5 separate regions of the Homo sapiens genome follow, and all the other regions are linked to region 2. The links are chromatin contacts, found by Hi-C or POLR2A ChIA-PET in ENCODE. All regions are on one chromosome and are shown on one strand. The core of a region is the stretch at or near the end of the contact, and the rest is flanking DNA. Distances in the headings are between cores, read along the strand shown.

The links. Hi-C counts contacts between places; a loop is a spot of excess contacts on that map. ChIA-PET counts read pairs that join two places held with the same protein, here RNA polymerase II (POLR2A). Pooled maps may share reads with other maps.
Region 1: a loop to region 2 is called in a map of astrocyte of the cerebellum, with 6 times the contacts of the local background. The contact joins two enhancer-like sites. A Hi-C loop is called at or near these places in 2 of 168 maps with a recorded cell type or tissue (GM11168 and astrocyte of the cerebellum) and 5 of 50 pooled maps. POLR2A ChIA-PET finds 5 or more read pairs at or near these places in 4 of 52 experiments (GM12878, H1, activated B cell and 1 more).
Region 3: a loop to region 2 is called in a pooled map, with 5 times the contacts of the local background. The contact joins two enhancer-like sites. A Hi-C loop is called at or near these places in 6 of 50 pooled maps. POLR2A ChIA-PET finds 5 or more read pairs at or near these places in 3 of 52 experiments (CD4-positive, alpha-beta T cell, Caco-2 and WTC11).
Region 4: a loop to region 2 is called in a map of right lobe of liver, with 3 times the contacts of the local background. The contact joins two enhancer-like sites. A Hi-C loop is called at or near these places in 2 of 168 maps with a recorded cell type or tissue (pancreas and right lobe of liver) and 1 of 50 pooled maps. POLR2A ChIA-PET finds 5 or more read pairs at or near these places in 1 of 52 experiments (naive thymus-derived CD4-positive, alpha-beta T cell).
Region 5: a map of GM12878 shows a loop between it and region 2 (4-fold over the local background). The contact joins two enhancer-like sites. A Hi-C loop is called at or near these places in 4 of 168 maps with a recorded cell type or tissue (CD4-positive, alpha-beta memory T cell, GM12878, naive thymus-derived CD4-positive, alpha-beta T cell and 1 more), 32 of 37 single-sample maps with no recorded cell type and 15 of 50 pooled maps. POLR2A ChIA-PET finds 5 or more read pairs at or near these places in 1 of 52 experiments (naive thymus-derived CD8-positive, alpha-beta T cell).

Annotation. Positions count from the first base shown.
Region 1 is chr4:38,090,510-38,093,209 of GRCh38, forward strand. The region is part of intron 15 of TBC1D1 (TBC1 domain family member 1); the gene reads left to right. Among named protein-coding and RNA genes, the nearest start is that of PTTG2, 130 kb to the left of the region's middle. RefSeq lists an enhancer at 2,682-2,700. Within about 2 kb of position 1,267, at least 2 of the 41 ENCODE cell types and tissues checked have a DNase peak (open chromatin) inside an H3K27ac peak, as active enhancers do.
Region 2 is chr4:38,729,911-38,732,688 of GRCh38, forward strand. No RefSeq gene overlaps it. Among named protein-coding and RNA genes, the nearest start is that of TLR10, 52 kb to the right of the region's middle. RefSeq lists an enhancer at 936-1,305. Within about 2 kb of position 1,266, at least 4 of the 41 ENCODE cell types and tissues checked have a DNase peak (open chromatin) inside an H3K27ac peak, as active enhancers do; they include GM12878, where a contact is called at or near this core.
Region 3 is chr4:38,034,001-38,036,700 of GRCh38, forward strand. It overlaps TBC1D1 (TBC1 domain family member 1), which reads left to right. Exons shown (of 22, transcript NM_001396959.1): 8 at 1,588-1,698. Among named protein-coding and RNA genes, the nearest start is that of PTTG2, 75 kb to the left of the region's middle. Within about 2 kb of position 1,436, at least 2 of the 41 ENCODE cell types and tissues checked have a DNase peak (open chromatin) inside an H3K27ac peak, as active enhancers do.
Region 4 is chr4:38,202,393-38,205,092 of GRCh38, forward strand. No RefSeq gene overlaps it. Among named protein-coding and RNA genes, the nearest start is that of LINC02513, 160 kb to the right of the region's middle. Within about 2 kb of position 1,436, at least 4 of the 41 ENCODE cell types and tissues checked have a DNase peak (open chromatin) inside an H3K27ac peak, as active enhancers do.
Region 5 is chr4:38,127,899-38,130,598 of GRCh38, forward strand. All of the region lies in intron 20 of TBC1D1 (TBC1 domain family member 1), which reads left to right. Among named protein-coding and RNA genes, the nearest start is that of PTTG2, 170 kb to the left of the region's middle. RefSeq lists enhancers at 255-1,108, 829-988, 1,069-1,488, 1,109-1,961. Within about 2 kb of position 1,398, at least 13 of the 41 ENCODE cell types and tissues checked have a DNase peak (open chromatin) inside an H3K27ac peak, as active enhancers do; they include GM12878, where a contact is called at or near this core.

The DNA of each region.
Region 1 (2,700 bases), core at 17-2,516, 640 kb before region 2:
AGTCATTAACATACGTAACTTCACTCTGTGTGCTTTTTCAGTGATTTGCAAGTAATCTGAAAAAAAAGAATTAGCTGAGTTCTACCTGTACTGATATCAATAGTGTCAAAATATGACATGAACTTTGAAAGTTTAGATTTTGTTCATTTCCTGTTTCCATGCTGACACTGGAACCAATTAATGTTATCTTCAAAGTAGCTTAAGATGCAAAGTTTACATACTCTTTGGAAAGAGCATGAGTCTTAGGGTATCTAGAGAACTGCCCGGTGATAAAGTAGTGAAGATTTTGAGCAGGAAGTCTGCATAATCTCTTTCAAAGGGAAGATGTAGCAGATGGTTCAGTCACCCTGCCATTGCCCCAGAACAATTTTGGAATTACAGTACATTTCATTCAGCATCATTCTTGATTGCAAATTTTGATCTTTTAAAATGACCTTGATGCTTGTATAGAGCTAAAAAGTCATTAAGACACCAACTCTGAGGAATAAGCTCCTGAGAATGTGTTGCATCTGTGAGTTTCAGTTGCATAGCTAGTGTCATAGCGAGTGGATAGACGTTCTCTGTGCATGTCCCTACAATGCTTGTGAGTTATGACAACACTGTGTACGAGCAACATAGTTTCTGCAGTTGAAAAGTACGAATTCATAGAATGTAAAGAGATAGTGTCTATATCTTTTGACTGAAAACAGAAAATGAGATATAAAGGAATAAGACCTTTCGACATGAAAGTAACCCCACAGTTGGAATAGGCTAGTAAGCTTTCCAACATGCAGTTTTGAAGCTGAGAAAGACGGGTCCTCTCATCAGGGTGCTGTGGAAGATGATAGCACACTGGGGGGCGTTTAGAGCAGGTGAGTGCTGTTTTCTTCCAACCCAGTTTTTCTGCCACTTTCTTATGTTTTTGTGAAGGTAATTTTAAAAGCAGATGTCTAAAAGATGTTTGGTAGTGATGGCATTACTGCATGTGTCATCAGTTAAATGACAGCTCGGGAGCACAGCAGTTATGTTCGTGTGTATCTTGGGATTTTTGTTGAAGAGGAAAAAGGCAGTTATGTTCATCATGTAGGTCAAACTTTAATGCCAATACTGGCCAATATTCTTGCAAATGACAGCCATGTAAAATCAGGGCATAGCTATAAAATGGGAACGGTGCTCACAGCTGGCTTCTTTGTGGTGAGGACAGCTATAATTGGTGAGGCAAAACCAGTGTGCCACAAAAGCAGAATACATTCTGCTGTGCAAGCAATGACCAGACAGACTAGAATGAAAAGGCAAGAGTTTCCTAAGGTTACCTGGAACCCCTTGCCAGGTGTTGCATTAAGTTTACTGGCCCTTGCCAACATTCTTCTAATGCTTCCTCATTTCATCTGGCTTCTTGGCAGTGTTCAGTTTTTGTGGTCTTTTATTTTTACTGTTTGACTTCATTTCTCTTCTTAGCTCTGTAAAGTTCCACATGTGTTTATCTTTGTGGTGAAAACACAATAAACTTGCTTAATATAATGTTGGAAGTATTAATCCATTGTATTAGTGTGTACAGGACCTGGATTGCTGATAAAAAAATAACTAGCAATAACAGCCTGATTGCTTAAAAATATTTAGTAAGTTTTGTCGGGGTGGATTGGGGCAGGGCAGAACTTTTACATTAAATATAGATGCAAGATTTGATAAGAATCAGCCAGAGTGTACAGTAAGTATTCACTTAATGTTGCCAATAGGTTCATGGAAACTGCGAATTTAAGCAAAATGATGTATAATGAAACAAATTTTACTAAGGGTTTATTGATAAAAACAAGAGTTAAGTTCCTATGGCATATTTCTGGGCACAAAAACATCACCAAACTTCTAAATAAAGACCCAAGACACTTCTAATATTAAATATTGATGTAAACGTGAGATATGCAAACATTTAAGCAAGATTAATACAAATATGATAATTATTGGCTTGGCACAGTGGCTCACTCCTGTAATCCCAGCACTTTGGGAGGCTGAGACAGGGAGATCACCTGAGGTCAGGGGTTCGAGACCAGCCTGGCCAATGTGGTGAAACCCTGTCTCTACTATAATTACAAAAAAAAATTAGCCAGGTGTGGTTGTGCACACCTGTAATCCCAGCTACTTGGAAGAGTGAGGCAGGAGAATCGCTTGAACCCAGGAGACGAAGGTTGCAGTGAGCCAAGATGGTGCCACTGCACTCCAGCCTGGGCAACACAGTGAGACTCCATCTTAAAAAAAAAAAAAAAAAGAAAGAAGTAATTATTTTTCCACTTATTCCACTTCAGGGTCTCAGGGGGCCAGAACCTATCCCTACAGCTTGGGATGCAAGGCAGGAACCAGCCCTGGACCGAATGCCATTCCATCTTGGGGTGACTCACACACACACTCAGACTGGGACCATGTAGACATACTGATTAACCTAATGTGCACATCTTTGAGATGTGGGAGGAAACTGGAGCACTTGGAGAAAACCCACACAGACATGAAGAGAACACAAACTCCACACAGATAATGGCCCCGGGCTAAGAATCCATTTTTTTCTTGTCAACATTATAAGAAAGCGACATTGAGCATAAAGACATTATTTGAGGACCTGCTGTACTATGTACTTAGAGAGATAGGCATTCTATCTTGAGTTCCTTTTTTTTCTCCCTTCTTGAAGGAAGGTTAAATTGCATCTGAGATGGCTCTTGAAATTGATCAGGG
Region 2 (2,778 bases), core at 16-2,515:
TCTGACAGTTCCAGAGGCTGGAACTCCAAAATCAAGGCACAGGCAGAGCTGGCATCTGGCGAGGTTCTGCCCTCTAGTTCATAGATGGTGCCTTCTCACCATGTCCTCCCAAGGTGGAAGGGGTGGGAGGTCTCTCTTGGGCATCTTTGATGAGGGCACTCTTCCCATTCAGGAGGCCTCTGCCTTCATGACCTAATCACCTCCCAAAGACCCAGCTCCCAGTACCATCACCTTAGGGGGTAGGATTTCAACATATGGATTTTAGGGAAACACAAACATTCAGACCATAGCAGAGGGGATGAGAGACCCCTGAAGCCTGCTAAGGCTCCTGAGAGCAGCTGACAAATGTATAGGATTTTGAAGAAACTTTTAAAGTCCCAGGGCAATCAACTTTGTTCCTGCTCTGAGTCTGAGAGGTCCCCATTCAAAGTTAGCCCCCTCATTCAGTCTTTTTTTTTTTTTTCTTAAATTTTGAGACAGGATCTTACCCAGGCTAGAGTGCAGTGGCACAATCACGGCTCACGGCAGCCTCCACCTCCCAGACTCAAGGGATCCTCCCACCTCAGCCTCCTGAGTAGCTGAGACTACAGGTACACGCCACCGTGCTTGGCTAATTTTTGTATTTTTTGTAGTGACAGGGTTTTGCCATGTAGCCCAGGCTGGTGTGGAACTCCTGGGCTCAAGCAGTCCACCCACTTTGACTTCCCAAAATGCTGGGATTACAGGCCTGAGCCCCTAACTCAGTCTTTATTGCACAGCATTAAAAGGGTGGAAGGAGCGCTTCACAGAGCCATTCTCCTCCTCCCACCACCATGAGAGGTACAAATTCTACCAAACCTCGTCTCCTGTCTGCCTCTGGTGCAGGTTGAGGTTTGGCCTTCAGGGATTGCTCCTCTGAGCTAATTTCTTGCAAAGGATGTGACAAAGGTCACTAGAGAGAAAACACCTCAGCACGTGTTCCATAGGCCAATGCGGTGAGTTCAGCACAGCCCCATCAGCACGCAGACCATGTGAGAGGACTCATGCATGGGAGGCCACCCACGAACAGGGCTATTTTAATAGAATGTCTTCGGGTGTGGTGAGAAAAACCCCGGCTTGGAGTGTTTGTGGTTCATCTGGAATCAGGCAGCGCTGTTATAAGCTTGGGGCCTATACAGGCTTCCTGGGTTTCTGCTTATTGATACACATTGTAGGTCCTCCAAGAACGGTCCTGAATCATTCCCTTGGTTATGTCCATGTACCGGATCATTCCTTTGATTAGTACACTGTAAATACTTCAAGAATGCTAGAGAAAGTTTTGAGATCAGAGCCTTTCCCACAAAAGGTCAGGAGTTCCAGTTCTCAATAAGCCGAGGTATCTGTGGTTAGAGGAGTCCAGAAAATGCGGGCTGTGTGCGCCCCCTGCTGGAGAGGGAGGCCCAGGCACGCGGAGCTTCTAGTTCAGGGCCGGGGTCCTCTTGAGGGTTCTCGGAGCACCTTCTCGCGGCTCAGAGGGTTCTTCTTCCTGTCCTTCCAGGGCGGCCTTGCGTGAGAGCAGGACTGCTAAGGGTAATGTGGCAATCTAGAGCCAGATTGCCGGGGTTCGAATCCTGCTTCTGCAACTGCTCTGTAACTTTTGGCAGGTCATTAAACCTCTCTGTGCCTCACCTTCCTCATCTGTAAAGTTGGGATGATCATATTAGAGCCTACCTCAGAGAGTACTTATGAGACATAAACGAGATAACATCTCAAACACTGAGGCACAAACAAAGCAAATGTCAAAACACTTAGAATGGTGCCTGGCACATAGGGAGTGTTATGTGTTAATTATATATTAATTATTGCTATTATTAATATCATCATCATAATTCTCTTGGTTATTAATAAAATCTAAGAGAAAGCTTTTCTCCTCTCTCTCAACCCTAAGGGTCACTTTCACGGGCATCAGAAATTCTAACAATCCCAGAGCCAGGATTACAGGCATGAGCCACCGCACTAGGCTCATTATTCTAGATACTAAGAGGAGGGAAGAAACTGCTAACTCTATTCCAATAAAAACATCTTCTTCAAAGAAAAAAGGTAAGCCAAGCACAGTGGCCATGCCCGTAATCCTGGCACTTTGGGAAGCTAAGGTGGGAGATCACTTGAGGCCAGAAGTTTGAGACCAGCCTAGGCAACCTAGCAAGACTCCCCCTCTACAAAAAAATTTAAAAATTGACACATGCCTGTGGTCCCCGCTACTTGAGAGGCTGAGGTATGAAGATCATTTGAACCCATGAGTTTGCAGCTACAGTGAGCTGTGATTGCACCACTGCACTGCAGCTTGGGCAACAGAGTGAAACACTGTCTCTAATTAATTAATTAATTAATTAATTAATTAATTTTTAATTAAAAAGAAAAAGAAAAAAGAATAACTTTCATATCAGCCAGGCACTTCCAAAGTTGTTGGGCTTGTTGGTTGTCTCTGATAGCAAAATAATCTATAGACTGCCTTTTATTTCTGCTTTTGGGAAAATTTAATAAAGTTTGGTTTCTGAGGTAGTACCCTCAATTTAACAATTTGTTTTCTTGAAAATTTGAAGATTATATATATGTCTCTTCACGTGTATGCATATGCCTTATGTATATACACACATATGTGTATTTGTGCAAACATGTATACATCCATATTCCATTTTAGGCATTAGGCATATGCTTACAAAGATACATAAACATATATATTGTGAGCATGTTTAAGACTATATAGGCCAGATTGGTGGCTCACATCTGTAATCTCAGCACTTTGGGAGGCTGACGCAG
Region 3 (2,700 bases), core at 186-2,685, 700 kb before region 2:
TCATTTGGGTAAACACCAAGGAGTGCAATTGCTGGGTTATGTGGTAAGAATGTGTTTAGTTTTACAAGAAACTGCTGGCCTGTTTTCCAAAGTGGCTGTACTGTTTTGCATCCCCGCCAACCATAAATGGGAGTTCTTGTTGTTTTGTGGACATTTGGGCTCAGTGTACCCATAACCCTTTGATCTAGCAGTGTTAAGTTGGGATTGTGGCATTACTGCCACTTTCCTTTTTGAGAATCTAATGCCCACTTTCTCCAGAGAAATCCACTTTTTGCATATAACTTGTAAAATTTTGTAATATTGGGGTTCACAGCCTGGAGTCCAGGTTGAGAGTGTCTGCTGTAGCCTCCAAAATATTTAATATTTCAGTCCGAAATTTGAAAGAACAGGAAGGCCTCAATGAAAACAAACCCTTCTAATCATTAACTATCCTTTCCTTAAGTAACAAGAACAACTTACCTTTAATCTTTTTCGTTAAGAAAGGACTGGGTTTCTTTAAGAAAGGACTGTCAGAAAGTCTGGGTTAGTGTTACCTTTGCTTTGAATGCTTATTATGTGCAGGGTAAAGTTGCTTCCTTAGTTAGCTGGGGAAGAAGTGACCAAGAGTGGTGTTGACCCAGATTCAGATCCTTGTGTAGTTGATCCATTTATGTCACTGAATTTGTTTTAAAGAACAGTCTGGAAATTTGGAGTAGGGAGAGGGGAGGAACAGGCAATGGATACTTGTCAACATAAAAAAAGATGTATTTTCAAAATTTATAGACTAAAAACTTTGTGTATCCCAAAACAATTCATTTTACTTTCTTCATATATGATAAAATCATACATTAAATTAGGTGGACTTTAAAAAAATTCACTCTGGCATTTCAAATCCAAAGCATTTGGGAGCAGGAGGAGACCATAGAGTTTCCTCTGTGCACCATCCTCACTTCAGCAGACAGGGAAGCTAGAATTAAGGGGCTTGGCTTCACACTTCTCGGCAGCAGCCGGAACCTACATGTCCTGACTTCTGGTCCAGTGTGCTGTGCCACGACCCTGTCTAAAAGTTAAAAGGCATAGAGAGAATTTTTTTTTTAAAGAAAGAAGAAAGAAATGTACATGCCATGAAGTTTTGTATGGAAGGGGGTGCCCCATGGGGATTCCACAGAGTGCTTCACGGTGAACACATTCGACATAGGAAATTATGACACTGAATCCCGTTGCTGTTTTCCTTGCCCGTTCCCTAAGAGTTTGTCAATGTTTGGTCATCATGGCCCCTGACCTTTGGGTATTTATATGGATTTTGTGTTTTTCCTCTTGTTTTAAAAACTATTTATTTGTTAAACATTTTGACTGTGTCTCTATCTGATATTAAAGATTCATTTTTAGATGGGAGGACATCAGAGATGAAAAGCTAAATCTGGCCCACTGGCTCCACTGTTCCTTTTTAAAAATTCTCTCTACTTTTAGGATCATTGGTGCCCCCTGGTGAGATGATTGAGTAAAAGCACTAGTTTAGTGGATGGAAGCTGTTAGCATTTAAAAAGACGGCTTAGCAATATTGTTGACGATTAAAAATAAATCCTGTTTCTGATTTTTGTTTTAAAGAAATTGAGACCGAGAAATGAGCAGCGAGAGAATGAATTGATTATTTCTTTTCTGAGATGTTTATATGAAGAGAAACAGAAAGAACACATCCATATTGGGGAGATGAAGCAGGTATGGCATTTTTGTCTCTTGTAATTGTTGCCAAGTCTCTGCCAAGTCTCTGTATAAACAACGTTTTGAGGATTTTCTGAAACTCTGATACCTTTTTTTCTCCCTATGTTTTATTTTCCTTTGTTGCACATAGAGGGGAAATTTGGGAGTGTTAGACTATGTATGCTTGAGAAGATAAGAAAAGTTTCTGCCTGCACCATAGTGGAGGCAGAACAGTTGCTCTAATAAGAGGACTGGCTTAGAGCAGCAAGAATTGAGTGTAAGAGTGGATGCCACCAAGATGAGCTGCTTGGCTTGCAGGGAGCTGGTTTGTCACCTCGCCTTTCTTCTTTGTAAACCTGGAAGGACATTGCATGGCTGCCTTTGGAATTACAAAAAGTACCTGAACGTCCTTTGTGATATAAATGCTAGGTCACAAATCAGATACAATGTTGGCAAGCCTGACTTATGTGCTATTCAGGTTAGAACTTGGATTAATTCCATTTTGCATGGTGGAAATACAGAGTCTCCCTCCCCTCCTCCACTGTCTACAGCCTTATTTAGCTTTTCTCTTTGTGGGGTCTCAAGGCAGAAGCTGGGGCTCTCTGCAGATCTCTCCCTTGGAAGATCTTCAGGTTTGGGAGTCCCTATGTTACATGGTACCACAGACCATTTCCTTTGTCTTTTGGACTCCATGTGAGTCCATTCATAATGAACCATTAATAGCTTCAAAACATACACATTTTATATTTGCTAAAGTTACCTGTTGGCCAGAAATCTAGAGAAAAATCAGTGAAGGATGTACAAGTTTCTCAGTTTCCCAAAAGTATGTTCCCTTTTTCTTTTTGAACACTCCCCACGTACGTGTTCCAAAGACACTTGTGTGCTCAGTGGTGTGCCCTGTCCTACGGCAGCCTTTGCGTCTGGACCCTAAACCAAGTGTGCAGTTTTCATGGGGTGTACACTTAGCAAATCTCCACATAAGGTTTCTACCTTCTAGGTGGCTTTGGCAGTCACGTGCCT
Region 4 (2,700 bases), core at 186-2,685, 530 kb before region 2:
ACTTGCTTGGATCTCTACCAAGAGTGGCAGGTGGTTACGTGCTGTAAAGAAATCCTAACTTGTTACAGTGTTAAAAACAAGAAGAGCTACTCTGGGTAAGTGTGGAGCAAGGAGGATTAAAGAGGAACATTTCTCTCATTTGGAAAATGGGAGGTGTCATTGCTTCCATGAGACCTTCCCTGATCATCAGCCTGTCCTGCACTCTATACTCTGTCATTCTCTAGCCATATCACCCTTTTGAATGTATTTCACAATGTTCATTGCTATGTGGAATTATCTAGTTTACTATTGCCTTATTCATTACCTACTTTGAACTCTTCTAGAATGTAAGCTCCATGAGAGGGGTGACTTCACTTGCCTTATTAACCACCAGATTCTTGGGACCTAGAACAGTGCCTGGTGTGTGCCAGGTGCCACATAAATGTGAATGAATGAACAGAAAAGTCTGAGACAAAGCCAAATGCCTCAACCCCTATGAACTCTATTCACTCTGTCTGTTCTGTAAAGATCTGGAGATGAGGCTCTCCAAATTGCACAAAGGATAATAAGCTTATCAAGAAAAGGAAAGAGCAGCTCATTTTTCTTGGGAGCCTTTGCTCCCAAGCCCATGGGTTCCAAAACCCATGCTCTTACCCTTAAATTGAAGCTTGGTGGAAACTGGAGTAAAAGGGAAATGAGCCCATTAAGCTTTAAATAAACTTAAATCTCTAAGCAGTGGACAAGGTAAGTATAAATTCTTATCACAAGGATGCCACTTAAAACCCTTCCAAAAATCTGTGGTGTGCAGCAATAAACACTTATTTCTTGTTCATATGTTTGTGGGCTGACTGGGGTTTGGCTGATCTTGGCTGAGCTCTGCCGGGCATGGCTCTAGGCTGTGGATTGGGTCGAGGTCTGCTCTAGGAGTCTTTTATTATTCTGGTACCAGTGGGCGTTCCGGGGCATGTTCTTCTCTTGGCAATGCCAGAAGCACATATGAGATGAATGGAAATACACAATACATAAGGCCTGTGTGTATTATGGGCACATTGTTTCTTCTGCCCACATTTCATTGGCTGAATCAAGTCACAAGCCACTCAAGCCCAAAACCAGTGGGATGGGCTGTACACTCCATCTCTAGCAAGGTCCCATGAGAACTGCAAAGTCCCATGGCAAAGGGTGTTGATCCTGGCAGCAGTGAACAATTGGGAATAATGATGCACTTGACCATAGGAATATATGTGGAGCATGCATGGTATTCAGGGACTAGGCCTTATGCTGTACATGCACCATCTCATTGAAGCCTCACAGCAATCCTATGAAGTAGATTATTATTATTCCTATTATTCAATGAGAGAGTTTAGGCTCAAAGCAGTTCATGACTCAAGGTCCCACTGAAATAAATGGACTATCAGGGGCATGTGCCCAGGTCTGCCTGGCAGGAACGCTCATGTTCTTAACCCTGACTCAACTCTGCTGAAAGAACTGGCTGTGATGAAAGAAAAGCTGCCAGTAATTTTTCAAAAGCTGTAGGTGATAGGGAAGGCATCGGAAGACCAGATACACGCAAATGGATGCATTTTTCAAGGGGTGGGAGAAAGTGAACTTCTGAAATGAGATAAGCTTGAGTTTTGTGTGTCAAGGATGGTTGCTTTATCAAGAAAAACAAAAAAACAAAAAACAAAACAAAACAAAACAAAAACCAAACTCTAGAGAAAAAGCCACCATCTCTGTGGCTGGGCTAATGAATCAGGCTGGACACTAGAACTGTAGTAGACTAGTGGAATTCATCTGAACTTCATGTTAATCCCTCAGCTTGGATGGATATATTCAGCTACTCCATCTACTCCCAGTCTTGGTTCCATATCCTTGTGGTGGTGCTATTCTTTAATGCCTTAATTCTCAACTTGCCTATAGCTTAATCCTACTGCCTTAATTCTCAACTTGCCTATACCCTGGGCCTTTGATTTGAGTCCCCTCACTGATAGCTTGGGGTCTCCCTAAATGAATGTCTGTAGATTTCTGCTGCTCACCCATACTGTCCTGTATATGATTCTCAGACAAAGCCTGGCACCTGACTCCCTGCTCTCCTCACCAAGCTGGCACGCCATCAGGACTCCTGTGTCCTCTCACCCTGAGGAGGGATACTCCCCCAGGAACATTCTAGAACACATTTAGAACAAGTGACTCATGGGCAGTGCTAACGGTAATCTGGAGGGTAGCATGAGCTCAGTGAGGGCGAACATGGCTCCGCAAACCTGATTTCCGTTGTTAGAAAATTGGACTGCCAGATCAAGGGGCGGTCATGAGGTTAGAATTTCAGATTTCATCAAGGGATTTGACAGACCCTTTCATGATCTCTTTTCGAAGAAGACTGAGAAACATTGGCTGATTTAGGACAAATAGATTAGTGCTGGCTGGTTAAAAAATTATGCTGTCATTAATCAGATGTGCTGATTAATGACAGCCAGAGGGAGGCAGCTGGTGTTGAACAATAGACCTTTGTCCTCAGCCAGGTCCTGTCCGGGGTTCTCACTCTCGCTCTCTCTATAGCCACCCCATCTCTCTTTGAACAACTTGGATGAAGACACAAGAGGCTGCTTTATAAAACTGATGGCAGGCATAAACAAAGGAGGAGTAGCTAGTATAAAAATGAGAAGGTCAAGATTAAAATAATAATAATATCTATAACACCTTACAAAGCCTTTCTCTAGAGAATGA
Region 5 (2,700 bases), core at 148-2,647, 600 kb before region 2:
ATATTTTAGGCTTCACGGGTCATAACGTCACAACTACTCACCTCTGCGACAGCTACTCACCTCGGCCTTTGCAGCACAAACAATCCATGACAGCATGTAAGGGGATGATGGGTCATGTTGCAAAAATCTTTATTTTAAAAACTGTGCAGCGTGATGGGCTTGGTCCACAGGTGGTGGTTTGCTGATCCCTGAACTAAAGGATCACAGCATGTGAGAAGGTACAGGAATGAGAGCAGAGAGCAATTCTCAGAACCTGAGGTGTTCAACATTTTGGGGGTATCGGGAGCACAAAAATTTGCATTTAGGGCCCGGGTTTTTATCAGTGGTCCTTATAGAAAGTAGATCTACCCGCATCTCTCCCCTCTTTCCCTCTGGTGTTTCTATCTGAACTTGACATCTGAGTGTTCTCTGTCAGGCTTTCTGCTTTCCTACTGCCCCCTCCCATCCAGAGGGTGCTGTAGTCTTAAGTTCTACACAGAAAGCAGACATGGGGTCCAGCATGATTCCTCTGCAGCCTTAGAGATCCCCCAGGCCCAAATCTTGGGGGTCTTCAGAGTAGATGTAATGGATGCTTCCATTGCAGATGGTGGAGCATACTGCCCTGTGTACAGATGGGGTGGGGCAGGAAGTGAGGGCATCTGGGTGGTCCTCTGTGATAGCTGTGGTTCCATTTCATTAAATGCCTTCCCTGTATAGATAGTCTCAGCCTGAGCAACTGGGACACAGCTGGATCCTGGGTGGAAGAGGTGGCCAAGGACAGGGCTCTGGAGCTCTGGCTCAATGTGGACAGGCTGAAAGCAGCCAGAGAGGGCAATTCCAAAGGTGACAGAGCCCAGGACAGAAGACCAAGGGTGTCTGAAGCCTTTGTGGCAGTGTACTTACCAAAGGACCTGTCCATTGAATAAACCATCTACATCTTCTGACCCAAGAAGAATGGAAACTTTGGGAATAATTAGTAACAAAGGAAAGGAGGTCAGTGTTGTATTCTTGTCACAGTGGGTGCTCTGTGGCTGTGAAGTCTCAGCTCAGTTTAAGGAAGAAAAAGAGGAAGGGTGGCTGTGGGAGGCAGGGCAAATAGCCTATTTTCAGCATCCTTTAGGCTCCACTCAGAGCATGGCCTCAGCCCAGCATTGTCATCATATCATGTCAGAGCTTGTTAGAAACTCAGCATCTGGGGCCACACCCGAGACCTGCTGAATCAGAATCTGCATTTCAGTGAGATCACCAGGGGATTCACATACACACAAACAGCTGAGAAACCCTGCTGTGGGCAACTCTGTTAGAAACACAATGAACAAAGGAGCCCCTGTTCCAGTTGAGCTTGTAGGTTAGAAACCAGGGTTCCTGTATTCAGAAGACACACCTCAAATCAGGGGCAAAGGTGCCTCTTCTGCCTGTGGGGGAGCCGTCACTTCTTGGGCAGTTTGCACCGTGGAAAAGGAGTAGTTTTGTACGAGGACAACTGGTGCCATACCAGGAGGGTGGGGCGTGGCGGGGAGAAGTGGTTTACCACTGGCGTTGTTGAAAATTGCTCACATGCAGTGGTAATAACAAGCAGAGGGACTTTTAGTGGGTTTGATGTTTTTTGTAATTCACTACAGATAGTGTGTGCCCCCTTGTTGCTGATACCAGGCCGACTGTTCCCACTCTCCAGCCCTTGGTATGACAATGGGACCAGCAGATTGGAGGGCAGGGGGTTAGGAAGGCGGAAGCTCTGTGGCGAGTTCTGCAAACCATCAGGGTTCATGACTTTATTAATCAGTGTCCATGGACTGTGAAGAGAAATGCTGAGTCTACAATAGCAAATGAGCCAAGAACATAAACAGACAATTCACCGAAGAGGAGATATCTAGTAAACAAATATCTGGGAAAGTATTTGGCTTCATGTGTAATTTAAACTTATGTAACATATAATGCTTTACTCTACTAGATAATAGAAAGACATTTCTTGATGCCAGTACCCAGCACCAAGGGTATACTGTATGCAGAACATTAGCATGTTGCTGATGGCAGTGCACATTGATTAGTGGCTGTTGGGAGACAATTTGGCGAAACATATCCCAAGCCAGTAAAATATTCATACCCTTTGACTCAGTCATCCCGTTTCTTGGAATGTATCCTCAGGAAATAATCCAAAATATGAGGGAAGCCATATGTATAAGGTTATTCTCCTAGACTTGTCACTTATAATAACAGAAACTTGGAACTAGATGTCTAACACTTGATGACTGGATTAATATGATGATGGTAGGTTGAGCTGGTAGAATATCATGAAGCCAGTTATATATAGCGACATGAAAAAGCTCTTATTTGATACAATGTTAAGTAAAGGAAAAGTGGGATAGGAAATTTTATGTTGGTTATGTTTAGAACTAGAAAAACATGCTTTTAGGAAATAGGAAATATAGCTAGATATAAAAGTTGTATTTGGTGATTTTTCTTTTATTTTTCAAGCTTCCAATAATGTAGCTCTATTGCTTCAGTAACTTAAAATAGTTTTATCTTTTCGGCAAAACATCGAAAGTATGGAAATAGTCATTCCTACTTTGGCAAACAGAAGAGAAATTTTCTTCAGTACCAAAATTCTGGAACTTGACTGAAAACTATGAAGAACCTAAGAGCCAGGATGACAGGAAGGCTCTAGATCCCCAGTAATTACAACTCTAGTGGAATTGCTCTGAGATGGGCCAGCAAGAAAGA